Linked DNA regions of Homo sapiens: region 1 is linked to region 2. The links are chromatin loops, found by intact Hi-C in ENCODE. Cell type or tissue: tibial artery. All regions are shown on one strand. Links, peaks and the distances in the headings refer to the core of each region. The heading gives the core; the rest is flanking DNA.

Evidence for each region. Hi-C counts contacts between places; a loop is a spot of excess contacts. Peaks named below come from ENCODE experiments on the same cell type or tissue, not always from the same donor. Only the 100,000 strongest peaks of a DNase experiment are listed, where the experiment ranks them.
Region 1: a loop joins it to region 2, with 2.6 times the contacts of the local background. A loop is called at or near these places in 5 of 110 quality-filtered maps.

What each region holds. Positions count from the first base shown.
Region 1 is chr2:239,388,556-239,398,226 of GRCh38, reverse strand. The region is part of intron 1 of HDAC4 (histone deacetylase 4); the gene reads left to right. Among named protein-coding and RNA genes, the nearest start is that of HDAC4, 7.6 kb to the left of the region's middle. In tibial artery, for the core only: no CTCF peak of the experiment used is centred there; DNase peaks (open chromatin) are centred at 3,446 and 3,736.
Region 2 is chr2:239,156,765-239,166,435 of GRCh38, reverse strand. HDAC4 (histone deacetylase 4) reads left to right here. Exons shown (of 27, transcript NM_001378414.1): 6 at 2,513-2,633; 7 at 9,663-9,671. Among named protein-coding and RNA genes, the nearest start is that of HDAC4-AS2, 32 kb to the left of the region's middle. In tibial artery, for the core only: no CTCF peak of the experiment used is centred there; DNase peaks (open chromatin) are centred at 3,935, 5,565 and 8,425.

The DNA of each region.
Region 1 (9,671 bases), core at 659-8,658, 230 kb before region 2:
CTCAGAAGCTGCCATGAGTAATATATTAATACCTGATGTAGGGCGCGAAGGAGCCGCAGAGGCCGAGAGAACTGCCGTTGCTGAGAGGCAGCGGGGCGACAGGCTGTGGCCGGGCTTTCCTCCGAGGCTCAGAATTGATGACTAGCTGGGGATGGGGGAACTGAAGGGCGAAGGGGCCCAGTCTCCACCTAAGCTTGGGGCTGTGGAACCGAGACTGAGCCCCTGCCCTGTTGTTGGCAGCCCCCAGTCTGTCCTGGGGTAAGGAGTCGGAAAGGATGGATTTGGAGGGAGTGTTTGTTTTGATTTCAGGTGGTCAGCATATGCCCTGCCGTGTGGTGGGCTCTGGGTTTTTGGCCTTGACGTTAGAGGCGGGTACTGCACCTTCTGGTTCAGGTCAGATGAGGGGTGCCATGTCAAAAGTGATGCTACCTTTGAACAGACCTTAACTCATTCATAAGCGTTTCTGTGGGAACAAGTGTCACTAAGGTCAGTAAGTTCTCTTCATACGGTCAGTTTTCTTCTCTTGGGCTTCTGTGCGTGGGAAGAGTGGGACCTGTTTTGGGGTGGCATGAGGGCCATGGTGCCTGCAGCATTAAATGGCCATGTCCCCTTGCTGCAGCCTCACTGACAAACCTCCTACTCACTTCCTAGAAGGAGGGTCAGGGTCCTACATGTCCCCTTGCTGTGGCCTTGCTGACACACCTCCTACTCACTTCCTGGAAGGAAGGTCGGGGTCCTGCATAGATTGCCCCCACCGTGACTTCCTGTATCACTGTCGGGGGATGAGGATGTATCCTGGAGCAAGGAGATGATGCCACGAGCAGCTGTCACGTGCTCCCGTAGCTGACGCCAGATGAGCACCTGCTTGGGGCTCGTGCTGTTTCATGCACTCACCATGTAGGTGTCAGCACAGTCCTGCAGGTGGGCTCTACCTCTGGAGGAACTGGGGGTAGAATGAAATGGACCATGTGCCACCCCCTGCATCTCCAGTCCCAAAGGCCAGTTCCTCTCCGTGCCTCTGCTTCTAGGCTGGTGGTGACCTTGAAGCTGAAGTTCAGCTTGTCGAGGTGCTTGGGCGAACACAGCCTCTTAGAGAAGAGGACGATTTGGAATACCTTTCTAGTTCAGTGTCGTTAGACTTTCTAGTGCTGTGTTGACTGTTCTTGGCGCTGTTACAGGCGCGTTTCATAGGTCTGGGCAGTACTTCTGGCTTTCTCATGCTGTCTTATGTCACGTGTGGGACTGCAGAACTAGAAGACATCATGTTCTTCTCCTGCAAAGTCCCCAGGACGCCTGGAGGCAGGTGGGGGTGACGGAAGGGAGCTAATGCTCCAAGTCCACTTCAGCCGGAGCAGCTTTTAGTGTTTGTTGTTCGGTCTGTTGATTACCTTGGAAGATTTTATTGGAAGAAAGCATTTGAGGACCAAGTTAATCTACTCTTTCAATACCAACCCAGAAACCTTAAAGAAAATCTTGACAGATTTAATAGGATAAGAGTTTTTTAAAAAATCTCTTTGGCAAAAGACTCCGTCAGCCGGGCTAAGAGACGAGAGAGAAAATACATACCACATTATGCCTGTGTAAGCTTAACAGTCAATATATAAAGAGCTTTTACAGACCAATAAGGAGAGCATGAGATCACCATTGCAAGATGAGCAGAACGTATGAACATTGAATCATTGTGCCAGTGATGAAAGGTTAGCATTACTAATCAATTCAGTGTGAAGGAGATTCCCTTTATGCCTATCATATTGGCGAGTTTGATGATACCTGTTGCTGGTCATAATAATAATTTCTATTTTGTAAGGTTTTTGCAAAGTTTAAGTTAATGTATGGAAATTTCCTTGAATAGGGCCTGGCATGTAGTAAGCATGATATAAATGTTGGCTGTTATTTATTATCATTTGCTCTCTGGAGAGACCCATATGTATTATTATATAAAATATAATAGGGCTGGGCGAGGTACCTTATGCCTGTAATCCCAGAACTTTGGGAGGCCAAGGTGAGAGGATCACTTGAGCCCAGGAGTTCAAGACCAGCCTGGGCAACATAGTGAGACCCTCATCTCTACAAAAAAAAAAAAAAAATCAGGCATGACGTCGTGTGCCTGTAGTCCCCATTACTTGGGAGGCTGTGGCAGGAGAATCACGTGAGCCTGGAAAGTCAAGGTTGCAGTGAGGTGTGATTTTGCCACTGCACTTCAGCCTGAGTGACACAGCGAGACCCTGGGCTGTCCCCCCCAAAAAAGTTTATATATGTAATGTATAAACATAAAATAGTGATTACCGAATTGCTCTCTAGAAAAGTCTTAAGTGTCAAAATCTTAAATGCCATTCTCCTTGTCCCCACAGTTCTACATTTTGAAATCTATTCTAAGGAAAGAAGATAAGTGTGTAGATATCCAGACGTGTGTGGAGGTCGGGGCTGCATTATTTATAAAAGGAGTACTTGTTAAACCTGCTGGCATTTCTGCACTGTGGCATCCTCCATGTGTAGACAGGCAGAAGTGTGCAGTGTAAGAGGGAAAGGCGGGGTCTGGAGCAGTCCCCGGGCCACTCCTGGTTTTAAGTACATGGGTCTCTAAGGTAACCATCAGAGGTGAGGAGACGGGGTACACTTTTCTTTTATACATGGTGGTATTGTAGAGATTCTTTTGGTAAGCGTGTATTACTTTTTTACAGTAGTAATTTGAAAACATTTAGATATCTTCATTGGAAAGAAAAGTACTCTTTAAGTCCTTGGCAAGTTGATAAATATGCTTTGCAATAGAAGAATTTAGGGGCATTTGTTTTTCTAACTCACATGTAAGCTCTTCAAGGTGGGGACTGACCCTCGGGGTCTGAGCGGGCTCTGCTACAGCCCATCCTACAAACAGTCTCCCAGGTTTCCACCAGAAGCAGGTTTGTACCTCTCATTCCCTTGCTTGAAACCCTGGCATGACTTTCCTGTATTCTTAGGATCCTAAGGTCTCAGGGCCCTGGAAGGCCTGCCTGATCCTGGCCTCTGTTTTACCAGCCTCATCTGATAGCACTTGCTGTGTTTGTGGAGTTTCAGCTGCCACCTGCTTTACTTTCTAGCTCTCTCTAAGTCCCCTTTGACCTCGGGGCCTTTGCACACACTGTTCCCCTTCCTTGGAATGGCCTCCCTTTACCTTCCTCTTCTCCAGCCCCTCAGTTCATGCTCATCCTCTCATCCTTTGATCCCCTGTTAAACTTAGCCTAATAGCTTTTTTCCTCCTTTCTAACAGCATCCCATTGTGCAATTTCAGGAAGGAGCTCATTGTGACCTTAGTTGTTTAATGCCACCTTTTCTACTAGCTGGGGCTCTGTAGGATTGAGGGGCCCTGAGGGCCTCATGCCTGCTCTGTACCCTGTGCTTGGCAGTGTAGGTGCTCGAAGAATGAAAGAAAATGAATGAGTGAATGAATGAATGGATGAGTAGGTAGCCCAGTGAATGGCACAATGCGGGCCTTGGGTGGGAGAGCTGGGGTGAGGCCCCACCTCTGGCCTGGCCCCTCTGCGGGGTTCTTGCCAGTGCTCTGGAATTGCCTGTTTCCTGACACCCCCTGCCCCCATCTGGGAACTTCTTGGTCCTGATTTTGGAGATTACATGCTCCTAAGGAGATGTCATAAATGCAAGTGGAGGGAATTCTGTGATGCAGAAAGGAATGGGAGGGAGAAGGGCCTTCAACACAGCTGTCGAGTGGCAAATGCGACTGTTGTGCCAAGGCCAAGGCAGGTGTGTGCAGCTTGTTCTCCAGCCGCTTCGCCCAGGGCCCCGGCGTGTGAGGAGGCGAGTGGTGCTTTTATGAAGAAGTTTTTCTCTGCTTGTTTTAAATTAGAATTAATGACATTATTTAATCACTTCTTATTTAGCGTCATAATTTTAATATGATACATTAATATGTTTGTGTACATAAACATTTTGGAGTCTGCTCTGTTTAAAAATGTGAGTGTTGGGCTTTGTGAGTTTACTGTTGTTTATGAAGTACTCCGTCTGTGTGAGTCAAGTGCTTTTGCTGGATTGATGTTTAAGCTTGAAACAATAAATCAGTTCTTAGGACCTGAAAGTCTGAACCAGCATTCCAAGTGGGAGTATTGTTCAAGCGGTGATGGAATTGCATTTTCCCTTGGGAATGGCCCATCATCTGGTTTATGTGTTGCTATTTGCTGGAGCGGTTCTTTTTTAAACTGAGGAAGAGAAGTTTCTGTGGTATCTCCACTGGCCTCCCTGGTGGTGGGGTTGGGGGTGGAGGGGGGGTGGTCCTTGGGGGCCATGTTCCCTGAATATTTCTAATTGATTAGTTATTATTTTGCAAATACTCATTTTACACCCCAGCCCAAGTACTAGGTTTTACATGAGATGAGACTCAGTTGAACACATTCTCTGTGCCAGACGCAGTGGCCAGCCCCATGACCCCAGGCTTGATCAGGAAAACTGGCCTCTGCCCACAAGAGGCTTTGGTGTTGGTAGGGACAGAGGAGAAAAAGGAGCTAAACAGGCAGGTGCACACGGGTCACCATCCTGAGAACCAGGGCTGTGGCTGGAGGGCTTGCTTGGTAGGGAGAGCCGTGGTGCAGGAGCCAGGCCCAGATGAGGAGGAGGAAGGGGAGGCTGGGTGGGTGGGAATGGGGTGTGGTCCTTTTTAGCCAGAGCCAGAGTTTCGGGGCTGCATTGTGAAAAGGGCATTGTGGCCAGATGGTGGCCTGGTGACTGAGGTCTCTGAGGCCAGAGTGCGTGAGCCAGTGATGAGCCGGGCCAACTGGCAGGCTGCCTGGGTGGGGTGGAGGTGTGGTCTGCACAAAGGACTTCCTTGCGTTTTCATGTATGTGTAGTCTTCTTGCATTTAATGGAGAGTTTGCTTCTGTTCTTTCTATTTTGTGCACTGGTGCCTGGCTCCAGCTGGGTGATGGACCTGATCTCTCTTGTTCTAACTTTGTGGAGGCAGGCCCATTCAGATGCATCCCAAGGAGGCCTCCAGGTGGTCCATGGCGCGGCTAGGCCCTCCTTGGGGCACATGCTTGGTGGTGCTGTTGTGGGGACTTCTGCATGAAAAGCAAGGGCAGCTTCCAAAACAAGGGCAAGGTGAAGAAGGTGGCTCACACGCCGGGGGTCCCAGTCCTGTGGCTCTGAGACGGGCCGCATCCAGAAGGGAGGGGGTTCCTTCCTTCTAGCAGTGCTGGCGAGAGCTTCCTCTGTGCCTAGGTCCAGGATTCTGTAGAGTAGCTGTCAGGACTGAAGCCTGCCAGGAGTCTGTGTAGAAACCGTGCTGGAGGGGACCCGCTGGGGGACCCGAGCTGGCACCCCCAGTGCCACCGGTTTACACACCAGAATTCCGGGTCTGAGGCTGAGCCCAGCCTGGCCCATCTGCAGGGGCCTTGCTGGCTGGCACCGTGCCATGTAAGTCAAGTGGCAGAAAGTGGGCCCCCAGCAGGTCAGCAGAGCGTGGCCAAGGGCCCCTGAGCCTCAGTCCTCCCTGTGGCCTGGGGCTAATCCCAGCTGGCTATTGAGGACTTACCCACCCCCAGGACTCATGTCCGAGCCCCGTAAGCTCAGGGGTTAGAGTGTTCTAAGGAGGCTGACCCCCATTCCACCTCTGGGGGCTGTGGACAAGGAGGGGAAGATGGCCTGTGGGTCCACACAAGCGGGGTGTATCTTAATTAGTGATGCCAACTGTGCCTCCTTGCTTGCAGGATGTGGGTGGCCCTCTGACCTTTTGGACCTTTAAAGTGAGCCATAAAGAAAACCATTGGGAGGTTCTGGCATATTAAAACCCCCTCTACTATAAAATTTACATCAGATTTTGCACTGAAAAAATCCTCATAGGTGGTCACAGTCCCCATTCTTTGGAGAACACTTGTTTGCCAGCTCAAGGGCTCTGTGTTGGAATCCGCCCCTTGGCTCTCCAGGTCAGAAGGATGCATCAAAGGAGATGTCACTGGGGTGCCTGTGTCTTCTCGCCTTTCGAGTGCCTGCCCTGAAGCAGCTTGCTTTCCTTTGCCCCTGAGTGTGCAGCACAGCCCAGCGTAGCTCGGTTGCTGGCTGGGGCAGCAGCTGACCTGCAGAGCCGTTACGTGCATGCCCGCTGCCATCCGAGGGTAGCAGCCGGGCTGGGCCATCCCACCCCTGCCCGGCATGGTGGCCCGGGCAGGATGGGGCCTGGTGTGGGAGCATCCAACTCACCTCCCAAGCTGGTGGGGATGTTGACCTTTTGGGCTTCGGAGTTCACAACCAACCATGTGCAGTGCTTCCCGCGGTCCCTCCCTGAAGAAGAGTGTCTTTCCATGTCAGCGTGCCAGCTTCAGCACACGCGGGCTGCGTTCTGACGAAGTTCTGTTTTCAGAATTCTTCTGGTTAAGCGGAGGCCAGAGCTGAGGCACGTGGGAGCTGCGGAGGGCCTCTTCTCTTGTTTCACGTATCCTTCTCCTGGTTCCTCGGTGCTCTCGTGGGTGTGGGGTGAAGGGTCTGATTGGTGGATGTGCTCTCTCCTGCTCGTCACACTGCCAATGTGCCTGCAGTGGACAAGAGTGATTTGCAGTGATGTCCTGTGTTCCATGGCTCTGGGGTGTTGAGTGAGCATCGGTTGAGATCCCAGCTTCACTGTCATGACCCCATCACCTCAGTGAGTCCTTTGTCATCTGCTGAGTGAGTGTCTCTCCCGCAGAGACTCAGCTTTCCTCTTCCTCCTCCCCCGCTGGCTCTGAGGACACACAGCCCTCTCTGCTGGCAGGTCTTGGGAGGAATGAGGAGTAGGGTATGTCCCCTGCCCGGGGCCTGCTGCTGACCGGGCCTTGGATGCACCTGCAGGACTTTCTGAAGCTCCTGCACCTGCTCAGGGTGTCTCTGCAGCAGGTCGTGGTGTGGTGGACGTCTCCCCGAAGGACCTTAGTACAGTTTGAGAACAAGCTCTCGTCTGCCTTTGTCCTTGCAGGGACTGTGTCATAGTTTACAGAGATTAGACTCTTGAAAGCTCAGAAGCACCGTGATGCTTCCCACGGACACTGTCAGCCCCCAGGGCATGCTGCGCTTGTTAGGGACCTGAAGGGCCAGCGTCCCTACCCGGTATGCAGAGCCCGGCTCGTGATGGTGGCTCAGCTGCTATGGCATGTCCAGATTGCGCCTTGGCCACAGTGTGATTCGTATCGAGGCCGAGCCGAGGCCCCTGGCCCTGAGGATGACTCGAGCGGTCTGATGGACACTGTGCCACGGCTTTGCCGTCTGTCATGCTTCCCAGTGTGCTGGGAGAGGGAGCTGCCCTGAGACTGTGGCTGTGCGTAAATCCAGGCTGCCCCGCTTTCCCTCCCCTTGGTTCTTTCTGTCCCGTCTTCACTGCTTCTGATTTGCATGAGCAGGGACCCTGAAGGACTGTGTGCATTTTGCCCACTGCCTTGGTCAGAGGGCTACCGGGTGTGGCTGCAGTGTCTCAAGGGAGGCTGCGTGGCTGGGTGCTCAGGTCCAGGCTCGGGGCTCCAGGCATGTGGCGGCTCCTGGTAGCAAAGTGAGGGGTAGTGCCGCTCTGGAGGGCAGTGAAGGACAGGGAGATGGGAGAGGTCAGGGCTGGGGCTGCGGCCGCATGGTGCCCCTGTGGGCACAGCTCCTCCACAGGTGGAGGGTGGGAAAGGCACTCTAAGGGGATTTTTGGGGGTGGCTTCCAATATATATATATATCTTTTGAGACAGAGTCCTGCTTTGTTGCCCAGGCTGGAGTGTACTGGTACAATCACCACTCACTACAGTACAATCACCACTCACTGCAACCTTGATCTCCCAGCTTAAGCAGTTCTCTTGCCTCAGCTGCCTGATTAGCTGGAACCAAAGACGCATGCCACCATGGCTGGCTAATTTTTTGTATATTTTGTAGAGATGAGGTTTCGCCATGTTGTCCATGGCTGGTCTCAAACTCCTGGGCTCAAACAGTCTGCCCACCTCGGCTTACCAAAGTGCTGGGATTACAAGCGTGAGGTACTGTACCTGGCTGGCTTCGAGGGAGGTATTGAGCAGGGAGGTATTTCTGGTAGCTCCCCATCAGATAGGATCTCGCTAGGTACTGTGGCCTCAGGGAATTGTTTGGCTTGTTTTCCTAGAAAGTGCCGGAGGAGGAAGTATTCAGGCACTGTTTGATCCAGCTCCTCCACAGTGTCATCTGGGGCTTGTTTCTTTGCCCTACCTGGGGAGAGTCAGCTTCATGGGATACACAGGCCCTGCCCGCTGCTCCCAGGGTTATATACACTGGCTGGTTCACACCCATCAGGAAGGACAGCATCTTTGTCTTAGCAAGTCTTGGATTCACTCTCCTTCGGTCTGGCTCCAGCCACGTATTGAACTCTGAACCAGTCACTGTGACCGGGGTGCAGAGCGCACCGAGTGGCTCAGCCTGGGTGCTGGACATGCCTCTTCCAGAAGCCGGCTGGGGAACTGGCCTCCCTGGTATGGAATTCACTGATGTCAGGAAGGAAGGGGGAAGGGGACAGATGCTGAGGAGGAAAGCCGCCAGTAGCGTCCTCAGTGAATTTAGCTCCTCGTGCCTCATGAATCCCAGCAGCAGTTCCAGAATAGTCTTGGTGTGGGCTCAGTGTGCATGGGTGCCACACTGAACGCTCTGCGGACCTCGCCTCAGAATCCCTTAGCGGGCCTCTAGGAGGGCAGGGTGGGCCCCATCCTGTGTCCGGAGTTGGTTCCTTCCAGTGGGTTCTTGGTCCCACTGACTTCAAGAATGAAGCTGCAGACCTTTGCGGTGAGTGTTATAGCTCTTAAAGATGGTGTGTCCGGAGTTTGTTCCTTCAGATGTGTCCGGGGTTTCTTCTGTCCAGCAGGTTCGTGGTCTTGCTGACTTCAAGAATGAAGCTGCGGACCTTCGCGGCAAGTGTTACAACTCTTAAAGGTAGTGCGGACCCAAAGAGTGAACAGCAGCAAGATTTATTGTGGAGATCGAAAGAACAAAGCTTCCACAGCATGGAAGGGGACCCAAATGGGTTGCCGCTGCTGGCTGGGGTGGCCAGCTATTATTCCGTTATTTGTCCCCACCCACGTCCTACTGATTGGTCCATTTTACAGAGTGCTGATTGGTGCATTTACAATCCTTTAGCTAGACACAGAGTGCTGATTGGTGCATTTTTACAGAGTGCTGATTGGTGCATTTACAATCCTCTAGCTAGACAGAAAAATTCTCCAAGTCCCCACCCGACCCAGAAGTCCAGCTGGCTTCACCTCTCAATCCCAGAGGCAGAATGCGGGCTCCCAGGGCCTGTGGGAGAAGCCCTCGGCAGGGTTCTCTGGCAGTGGAGACTAACACACAGTGGCCTCCCTGTGTCTCTGCTGCTTCCTGGGAAAACCCGGGGCCCTGGAAGTCAGAGCCCAAGTGTGCCAAAATGGCCAGTGGGAAAGGTGGATAGAAGTAATGGCAGCTCAGCAGGGAGATCCCTCCACACACTCCCTCCGCTGATGACTGGCTGGATGCAGAGAAGCCTGGGGCCCTTAGAGTGGGGAGTGGGGGCCAGGAAGGGAGGAGCCTGTGTGGCAGAGTCCCTGCGGCTGCAGCCCAGTGACCCCAAGGGGCGGGGTGGGGGCTCCAACCCACAGGATGGTGGAGGACGGATCAGGGCCATGGCTGCCAAAGGGGGGCCCAGAGGGTGGTCCTTCCAGCCGTGCGGTCCAGCTGCCCTCTGGGGCCA
Region 2 (9,671 bases), core at 1,078-9,077:
TTCAGCAGCATGAGCTGGGGGACGTCACAGGCACAGCTTGACTCGGGCAATGACATGATTTTCTCAGACCGACAGAGAGCCCTGAGCCTGAAGCCTCATGCATCACGGTGGCCCTTCCCGGACTCATGCTGGTGGTCGTGTAGTTAATGTCTTTGTGTTTCCCTGGCTTGGCTAGTGCAGGCCCCACCACAGCCTGGGTAGACCCTGTTTCCAGGCGTCTCATTGCTGACTGACCCTTGACCAGACATTAAAGTTCCACCTTAATGTAATGGGAGTGGGGTTCTGCCGTAGGGAACACAGAATGAGCCTAACTAACAAAAACTCCATTTGTGAGTGGCAGCAAAGACATTTGGTATGTGATGAAGGTGGCAAGGAAAAGACATCTTTCTAATGATATTAATCATTTATTAGCAGTTGGTCAGAATATCCATAGAGCCTTATATGCCAAATCCATTTCTGAGCCATCAGAGTGAGTCATGAAAAAATTTAGCAAATAACCAAATGAATGAAAACCCAGCACCAGAACCAAGGATAAAATTAAAATGATGGCTTATTAACCACTGAAAGGAGGAACAATGGCAGAGTTTTAAGGAAAGGGAAAACTCACAAAGGAAAAACTAAAATAGACTTTATAAAAACAAGCATTTGAACATTTTACCCAAATTGTAAAAGGAAACAAGAGGCAGGGTAAATGCACACACACACGGAGCAGCCGAGAGCCACGAACCAGGGCGTCCATGAGACTTGGTAACTGAGCCAACCTCACCTGAGGCGCACCTGGCCGCCTTTGTGTTCTCCATCCACAGTCGGGGGATGAGAATACCTATTTATAGCTCTCATGCGAGGCCGAACCAGGCCAGGGCTGGCATATACTAGGCTCTCGATACAGCCATTATCATAAGAAACCCACGCAACTCCAGTGGATACAAGTATGAAACACACACACACACACAGACCCACAACACCACTGTGCACATCGCCGGAAGATTCTAAGAACACATAAGCCAAGGACATGAATTATCTTGCAAGAGAGGAAATCGGCGCGTGTCCAGTGGTGCTCAGGGGTGCCTCACAGTGATGCCTGCTGGCTTTTGGATTTGGGCAAATGGTGATTTGAGGACCAGCAGGAGGAGCAGCTGCCCCTGCTGCAGGTGGATGGGTGGTTCAGGGGGTCAGCGTGTAGAGAAGTTTCGTTTTTCTTTTTTTCTTTTGAGACAGGGTCTAAACTCGCATTGCGCAGGGTGGAGTGCAGTGGCACAGTCTTGGTTCACTGTAGCCTGGACTTCCCGGGCTCAGGTGATTATCTCACCTCAGCCTCCCAAGTAGCTGGAACTACAGGCACATGCTACCACACTCGGCTAATTTTTGTATTTTTAGTAGAGACAGGGTTTCATCATGTTGTCCAGGCTGGTCTCGAACCCCTGGGGTCAGGCAGTCTGCCCTCCTCAGCCTCCCAAAGTGCTGGGATTCCAGGTGTGAGCCTTCGGGCCTGGCCTATGTGTAGGGATATTTTGGACAGCAATTTACCAAGATGTGCCGAGGGTTAGAATAGTAAGTTTGTTAGATGTAGTCACTTTGCCAAGATGTCCTAAGCAAGTAATTCTAAAGGTAGTCAGTGTTACCCACTCATAAATGTTCACTGCAGCGTGGTTTCTAACAACCAAAACTGTCTCCCAGTCGGGAAGTGGTTTTGTAAACATGCTTCACTCACCTCAAGGTGTGTTTTTGACCATTACAAACGCTATCTGAATATTATGCAACACTAGGAAGATACTTAAGGTGCTGTAAGAAGGATAGAAGTACTGTGTGGTTAGATTGGAGATCTGAGGCGAGCAGCCTCCGTGCTAACAGGCCTTGTGTTCAGGCGGTGAGAGTGGCCTTTTTTGCCAGTTCCCTTTAATGAGGCTTTGAAAAAGAATCACCGCCACGGAAGAAAACCACAGTTTCGACTTCGGTCCCACTTGGTGCAGTCACTCTGCCTGAGTCTGAGCTGCCAAGCTGGGGAGGACAGGCGCTGCCCTTTGATGCTGTTGGAAGCAGAGCCGGCCGTCATGTCGGCGCAGGTGTAGAAGGAAGCACGCCTGCCTGTGAGACTGGCTTTGTCCCTGCGTGATGCATCCATTTGCACAAAGCCTTCTCTCTTAGATTCTGCTTTGCGGTAGCAAGAATGCAACCACCACGCTGCCACTGCCTAATTCAGAGTGTTCTTTTATGTAAGAATATTAAAACTTCCTTCAGAAGTGGGTTTTGTGTTAGCTAACAATAAGTCTTTCGGATGATTAAATCTGCATTTTAAATAGAATGCAATGATGTAAAATCTTGATGGGAAGAAAACCTCTCATTAAAACCCCTCCCGGCCTTGGTTCTTTGAGGAAGCGCTCAGGAGGCCACAGCGTCCTGAAGGTGCATAGCCGTCCCCAGCCCTTCCCTCCCTCTGTGGCCCCGCTGCCCTGCATTGCTGCTGTAGGGCAGAGCCACACTTCACCCCCTGCTATGCTTTCTCCCACGCCAGGTGCCGTGGCCAGCACAGAAGTGAAGATGAAGTTACAAGAATTTGTCCTCAATAAAAAGAAGGCGCTGGCCCACCGGAATCTGAACCACTGCATTTCCAGCGACCCTCGCTACTGGTACGGGTAAGTGTGGGTGTGGGGAGCACCCCGGCCTCCTCTCTGGGGGCCCAGAGGACTGTCTGATCGCCGGTAGATTTGCATGGAGCCAGCTCTTCACCGGAGGCAGGGAAGGAGGGTGAGGAATTGAAACCCCAAGCACAGTGGTGCTCGGATGTGGGTGACGTGTTCTGGGGGTACACTCGTGCGGCAGCCGTCCTCACGGAGGGGCCCACCTCCAGAGTGACATGGTCTGGGGGTACACTCACACGGCAGCTGCCCCTGCCCTCACAGGGGGACCCACCTCCATAGTGACGTGGTCTGGGGGTACACTTCCACAGCAGCCATCCTCACGGGGTGGGCCCCCCTCCAGAGTGACGTGGTCTGGGGGTCCACTCACACGGTGGCCGTCCTCATGGGAGTGGGCCCCCCTGCAGAGGGACCGAGCAGTGCTCCGGAGGCTGGTGCCTGTCGTTACTCTTGGTAATGTTGTGCCATTTTTCAGCCACAATAAGAGCCACTTAAACTGGAACTCTTGTCTGAATCCTCTGTGCTCCGACAGCGCTCCCACCTGACGTTTCAATAATTCTTAGGCTAGTCAGGAAGCCCCCGTGGTACTTCTATTATTTTATACTAAGAAACCCTGCCAGGGCCCACGCAATTGACAGAGACCACAAAAGGCTTGTTCGTCTGAGGACTGAAGAGAGCCGACCTGCCATGCAAAAGAAGGCCTTCGGGGGAGAGTTCACAGAGCACAGTGCGAGCGAGTGGCGAGGTGATGCGGCTTGAAACAGTGAGCAAGGGCAACAGAGGATCGCTTTGAAATGTAGTTTTCTGCTGCTCTCAAGGTTCATTTCATTTCTAGAAAAAAATCCCATAAGGGAGTTTTTGTAAATCGAAATATCAGTAATTTCGTTGGAAAAAAAATAGCTATTCTCAAGCCTCAAAATGGACAGCTATGTGTAGTGAGACCCCCCCACAGCTCAGACGCGATCCCCCTTGTTTCCGTGGAGGCCGCCCGCTACCCCGACACATCCCAAAAGGTGTTTCCAGCACAGGTGGCCCACGTCCTCCACTCTGGCAGCCGCTGTGCTTGCCAGTGGCACATAAGCTGCACTCACGGCAGACACACCGTCTGGATTTGGGTAACTCGACCAGGGACACACAAACTTGCAAGGAGGAGTGAGACCGGCGTCCATGGGAGGCAGCACGTGACAGCAGTGACCCACTGGGACCTGAGAGAGGAGGTGGCTTCCTGAGAATCGCTGGCAACCGGCACCTGGGAGCCCGCTTTGGGGGAGACCCCGATCTGTGCCCCCAGAGCCAGTCCACTGCCTGGACTGGTTGTGGAGAAACTCCATTGTCCTACTGGCTGGGGCAGGGCGTGGGGTTGCAGGGCAGAAGGAGCAAGGGACAGGAGTGTGGATCGTGGTTCAGATGGTGCCCCTGGGGCCCAAGCTGGAAAGGGCAGGATGAGGAGCCAGGGGCAGGGTGGGCCTGGGGCCTGGCGGAGGATGGAGAGCTGGAGTGCAGAGCCTGCTGGACCAGGGCAGGGCCGCCTTGGGTCCCCCTGTGAGGCAGCCGAGCAAGCGAGCTTTGAGAAGACAGTGATAGGAGTGGGGCAAGCACGGGCAGCCCTTTCTGAAGAGGAGCACAGAGTCTGGGAGGCTGCAGCGGGAGTTGGAGGACTAGAGCAGTGGGGCTGCTGGGAAGCAGGGGTCACGGTGAGCACAGGGCAGCCCCCAGAGGGTGGCCACGGCAGCATGGAAGAAGGTGGGGAGCTGGCGCCCCCTCGCCCAGGAGTCAGTGGACAGTGGACGGGGGGCCGAGGCCAGCAGGAATAGAAGCCGGGCAGTGGCCTGGACCTGAGGGGAGGACGGAGCAGCAGGCCCAAGGAAAGGCTGCACCTGCAGTCAAGGAGGCCACGGGAGAAGAAGTGGCCTGGGGCAGCCTCAGGGCGCTGAGGGACGTGCTGAGAGACGGGAGATGGGGGGCTTCCAGGGAGGAGGGGTGGCAAACAGAGTGGCTGGGGCTGGGAGGACTGACTTTTCCTGGAACTCCCTGGGTGAGCTGGGTGTTCAAGGTGAGTGTCTTGGCCTGGACAAGGGCGGCGTGCCCTGGCTTTAATGGCAGGGGCCGGAGGTACTTCTTCTCAGAGGGCTCTGGGGACCTTCAGGCTGGAGGGGGAAGGACTTGATCTCAAGTCAGCCATAGGACAGGTTTGTTTTCCTGGAGCCTGGTGGTTTTCTTGTTTTGCCGTATTTGAACCCTGAACTTAAACATCATGGAGTGGTGGCAGAAACTTTGTCAGAAAACCGGCTCTTCATAGGGAAAGAACTGAAACCCTGATCCCAGCTTCACACCACGCATGATTAGTTCAGATGTCATAGACCTGAGCCTAGACGCAAAACTGATCAAACTGGAAGGAGACCTAGTAGAAACTTTTCCCAACCTTGATGGGGAGGGGGAGGCAAGATTTCTTAGGTCGCCAAAATCATCGGCTAGATACCAAAAACCCAAAACATGATATTTCCACAAACTGAAACACTTCTGCTCTTTCAAAGGCACCATTAAGAAAATTAAAAAGCAAGCTACAGAATGGAAGGAAATATTCACAATGCGTATATCTTACAAACCGCTTGTATCCAAAATGTAGAGCTCGTTCCTATAACTCAATAGTAAAAAGACAAGCCGCCCACTTAAAAATACGGTCAAAAGGTTTGAACAGGTACCTCACAAAAAAAGGCATGGGGATGGCCAGTAAGTGTGGAAAAGATGCTCAAGATGGCTGGTCATCAGGTAAATGCAAATCAAAACTGCGGCAAGCAGCCCCTTCATACCTGTGGGGATGGCCGGAGTGAAACAGGCCGGGTGCTGGAGCAGATGCGGTGTCCCTGGACCTCTGTGTGCTGCCTGTTGGAATCTGAATCACACGTGGGAAAACAGGCAGGCAGTTTCCTACAAAGACAAATACCCACCAACCCTGTGACCCAGCAATGCTTCTCCGTATTTGCCCAAGACATGAAAGCAAGCAACACGACGAGTCGTCATCTTACGGTCACAGTCACCAAACAGTGGAAACAACCAAGCTATCAACAGGGGAACGGCCGCGCAAACTGGGGCCCCTGCACACGCTACCGTGCAAACTGGGGCCCCTGCACTGCTACTCCGCAGTGACAAGGAACGGACCGCTGGCGCCTGCAGCAGCTTGGGGGAGCCCCAGAGGCACGGTGCCTAGACAAAGAGGCCACCCCCATGACTCCACTGATGGGAAATTCAGAGTCAGCAAAGTGAATCGACTGTGAGAGAAAGCAGACCAGGGCTGGGAGGCTGCAGAGATGGATGGTGCTGTGGCTTCATCAGGGCGTGGACTCTGTGGGTGTTTACGTGAGTCACCGCTTCCAGCTTTAAGACTGTTGAGACAAGATGGCACCTTCCAGTGTGGCTGCCACAAGCCACACGTGGCTCCCGAGCACTTGAAACGTGGCTGGGTCCGACCAGGACATGCCATAGATGCAGAGCATGGAATTTCAGACACTTGGTCTGAAGAAAGGACCTACGGTGTCTTATTAATATGTTTATATCGATTATAAGTTGAAAGGATGGTTTTTATAATGGTTTAATCGAATACTAAAATTAATTCCACCCATTTATTTTTATCCATGTTAATGTGGCTACTAGGAAATTGTAAATTTCACATGTGGCTCCCATCATGGTACATTTCTGCTGGAGTATCCTGGCGTATGTGGTTCCTCGTTGTATTTCTTGGAAATCACTGGTACGAATCTGATGAAAGGGCAATGGTTTGGAACTGAAATGGTTGAGTTTGTATGAAGCTTTATTCTACAGTCAAGCCAGTGTTTAGAAGAAAACAGTATTTGCTTTTCCATCTTCCTCCGGAAGACAAGGTTTGCCTTTAGGTGTGGCATCCGGGTTGGCCCCAGGGCCCCGTGGGGGCTGCACCTCGGCTCCTGGCCCAGCGTCTGTGTCCCATCCCCAGGCTGCAGGAAATGAAAGGTTGAAAAATCGGAAGATAATTTATGGTCAGGTGAGGTAGAGGGAGCAGCTCTGTAGGTTCTGCCCTCAGGGCTCCGTGGGGTGGCCAGTGTGACTGTGTGAGTGTGGAGTGTGGCCGGGGTGAGTGTGAGTGTGGGCTGTGGCCGGGGTTAGCTTAGTGTAGGGTGTGAATGGGGGATGTGGGTGTGTGCAGTGGGTGAGGTGAGTGTGGGGTATGAGTGTGAGGTGTGGGAAAGGTGACAGGTGTGAGTGTGAGATGCGGGTGTGTGTGTGGGAGGTGGGGTGTGGGTGGGTGTGAGGCATGAAGTGTGGGTGTGTGGGGTGTGGGTGGGGTGTGCGTGTAAGTGGGTGTGAGGTAGATGGGTGTGAGTGCGGGAGGTAGGCATGAGTTTGTGTAAGGTGAGGGGGTGTGGGTGGGTATAGGTTGTGAGGGGGGTGTGGGTGTGAGGTGGGTGTGGGGTGTGGAATGTGGGTGTGAGTAGTGTGCAGTGCAGGTGTGAGTGTAGTTGGGCGTGAGTAGTGAGGTGAGGTGTGGGCGTGAGTGGGTGTGAGTAGTGTAGGTGCGAGCGTCAGGTGTGAAAAGTGAGATGTGGGTGTGAGTAATGTGAGGTGTGGGTGGGAGTAGTGTGAATTGGGGGCGAGTAGTAGTGAGGTGCAGGTGTGAGTAGTTGGGTGAGCTGCAGGTGTGAGTGGGTGTATTGTGAAGTGCGGGTGTGTGTGTGTGAGGTGTGGAGGTGAGTAGTGAGATGCAGATATAGGTATGGGTGAGGTGTGTGTGGGTGTGAATAGTGTGAGGTGCAGGTATGGGTGGGTGTGAGTAGCGTGAGGCATGGGTGTGAATAGTTGTGTGATGTGCGGATGTGAGTGTTACCAGTTGTGTGATGTGCGGATGTGAGTGAGAGTAATTGTGTGCGGTGCGGGTGTGATTGCAGCAGGGATAGAGCTTCACTTCTGCTCGCCCTGCTGGACGCTTCTTCGCGGAGGGCACGCGTGTGCGGTCTGGCCTGGGACCATGTGACCAGGGCTGGGCGGGTGTGACCTGCCCTGACGGTGAGGGCCGCCCTCTCCTGGTGTCTGGAGGGCGGGTGCGCGGTGGGGCGGGCTCTGCATGGTGTGCTCCTGGCGGTGAGCTGGGCTATGCAGGAGGTGAGGTCGCTCCTGTGAGGTCTCTGGATCCATCGAGGTGGTCCAGCGGGGAGGCGCTGGCAGTTGGGGGGCAGGGCCCAGCCCCTCCTGCACCTGCTGCTCTGCTCGTTTTAAGGTTTGACAGGAAAGTGGGGATTTTAACACTGAAAGCACCTCAAGAGATCAGAATAGTAAGAGAACGTCTGTTAGATCTTAAACCAATGTAACTTTTGCAACTCCTACTTCACTGTAAGCAAATCCTACCGTTCAAATATAATAATTTTTATTCCATTTATTTAAATTTATTATTATGTAAATACTGATCTTTTTAACTCGTGGGATGCATGTACAAGTCACTCCGTGTTTCCCATGAAGGAAAAAGTGAACGCGGAAATGGTCCCAGACTGTCACCTGGTGTTGAAGAAGTTTGGAATCAGCCAAGATCACATTCCCCATAGGATACAATCTGAAAATACTATTTGGTAGAGAAAGAGTGTTGCCCCCAGACCTTTTCATGAGATTGTGAGACGAGGGGTAGAACTACAGGGAAGAGAAGGGAGGCTTGCACAAGGACGTGGTCCCACTTGGAGGCCACAGCCCCTGCACAGGTGCAGACAGGCGTGTCCCAGCCCTGCAGTCCGAGCCTGACTGCATGGTGGAATTCCCCGGGAAACAGCGAGAAGCTGCTTGGGGTTGGAGGTGTGCCCTGAGCAGTGGGCGGGGTTGGGGCGTGGCCTGAAGCTGTGCAGTTTTCCGGAGCTCCCTGAGCTCCTCCTGTGATGCACGGCCCAGCACCCCACTGCCCAGGTGCCTGGGCTCGGCTCCTCAATTTTGTCTATGAGTTCCCTTCAGCACATTCTTTGCACTGGTGTGCTCTCAAATATTTAAATATACACCTGTACCCATTTACAAGCTCCCATTCTTAATTCAAATAACTCCAGGTGCATTGGTGTGCCATACTATGTATTCAAATAGTCTAACCAATTCCAAATAAGTAAGTCGGCAAATTTGTTTGTAGTCATTAAGCAGATTACGCAGTTTAAAGACTCAGAATTTATTCCACTCAGCACAGTGTTTTGAGCAAGACTGAGCTGTCAGTGCCGTCAAAAAAGGCCTTGCTGATGGTCATCCGGGTGGCAGCCCACATCCCCGTCCCGGCCCAGGGCCCGCCTCCTCCCCATGTCCGTCCTCCGGCCATTCTCCTGGCAGACGATTCCTGTCTTGCTGCCTGGAGGGTGTGGAGTTGTACCCAGCTGTTCATACAGGAAGTCCCTTTCGTAGGTCAGCTCCCTGGGCACAGGGTATCAGTAGCTGCCATCCTGTTCCTCCCCCAGAGAGGGAGGTGACCAGGGTGAGTTTGGTGAAGGCACGGATGACGATGGGTGCCTTCTGAGAGACAGCCCCATGGGCTTCTTCTCTCCAGGTGGCAGAGAGAGTCCCACACATCACAGCGTTTGTTCTTAGACCGTTTTTTGCCCCGTCTCAGCTGCCTATGAACTCACCTTTGATTCCTTATGCAGCAGCCTACTGTTTTCCTCTTCCTCTCCCCACCGGGGATAGGCTCTCTGAGTGGCCAGTGGTGGCCCTGGTAGCGAACTGACTGGGCTGGAGCCATCTGAGAGGACAGGGCCAGGTGGAGAACAGCCACCAGGAAAACGGCCAGAGGTGCTGCCCATCCCATCCCCAAGCACTGCTGGTCCCGCAGAGGAGGATGTGGGCATCGGATGTTTGCTTGCTTGTTTAGCATCCTGTTTGTTTCCATTTAATTTCAGCTTGACCCTAGGGAAAAGGTGTGTCTGTTGAGGTGGGGCTGAGGTTTCAAGGGAAAGATCATCGTGTGTGGCTTCTCGGCTGCAGCATGCCTGGGGCAGTGCGCTGGGTAAACTAAACCATCTGTCTTTGCCTTCTCTCCAGGAAAACGCA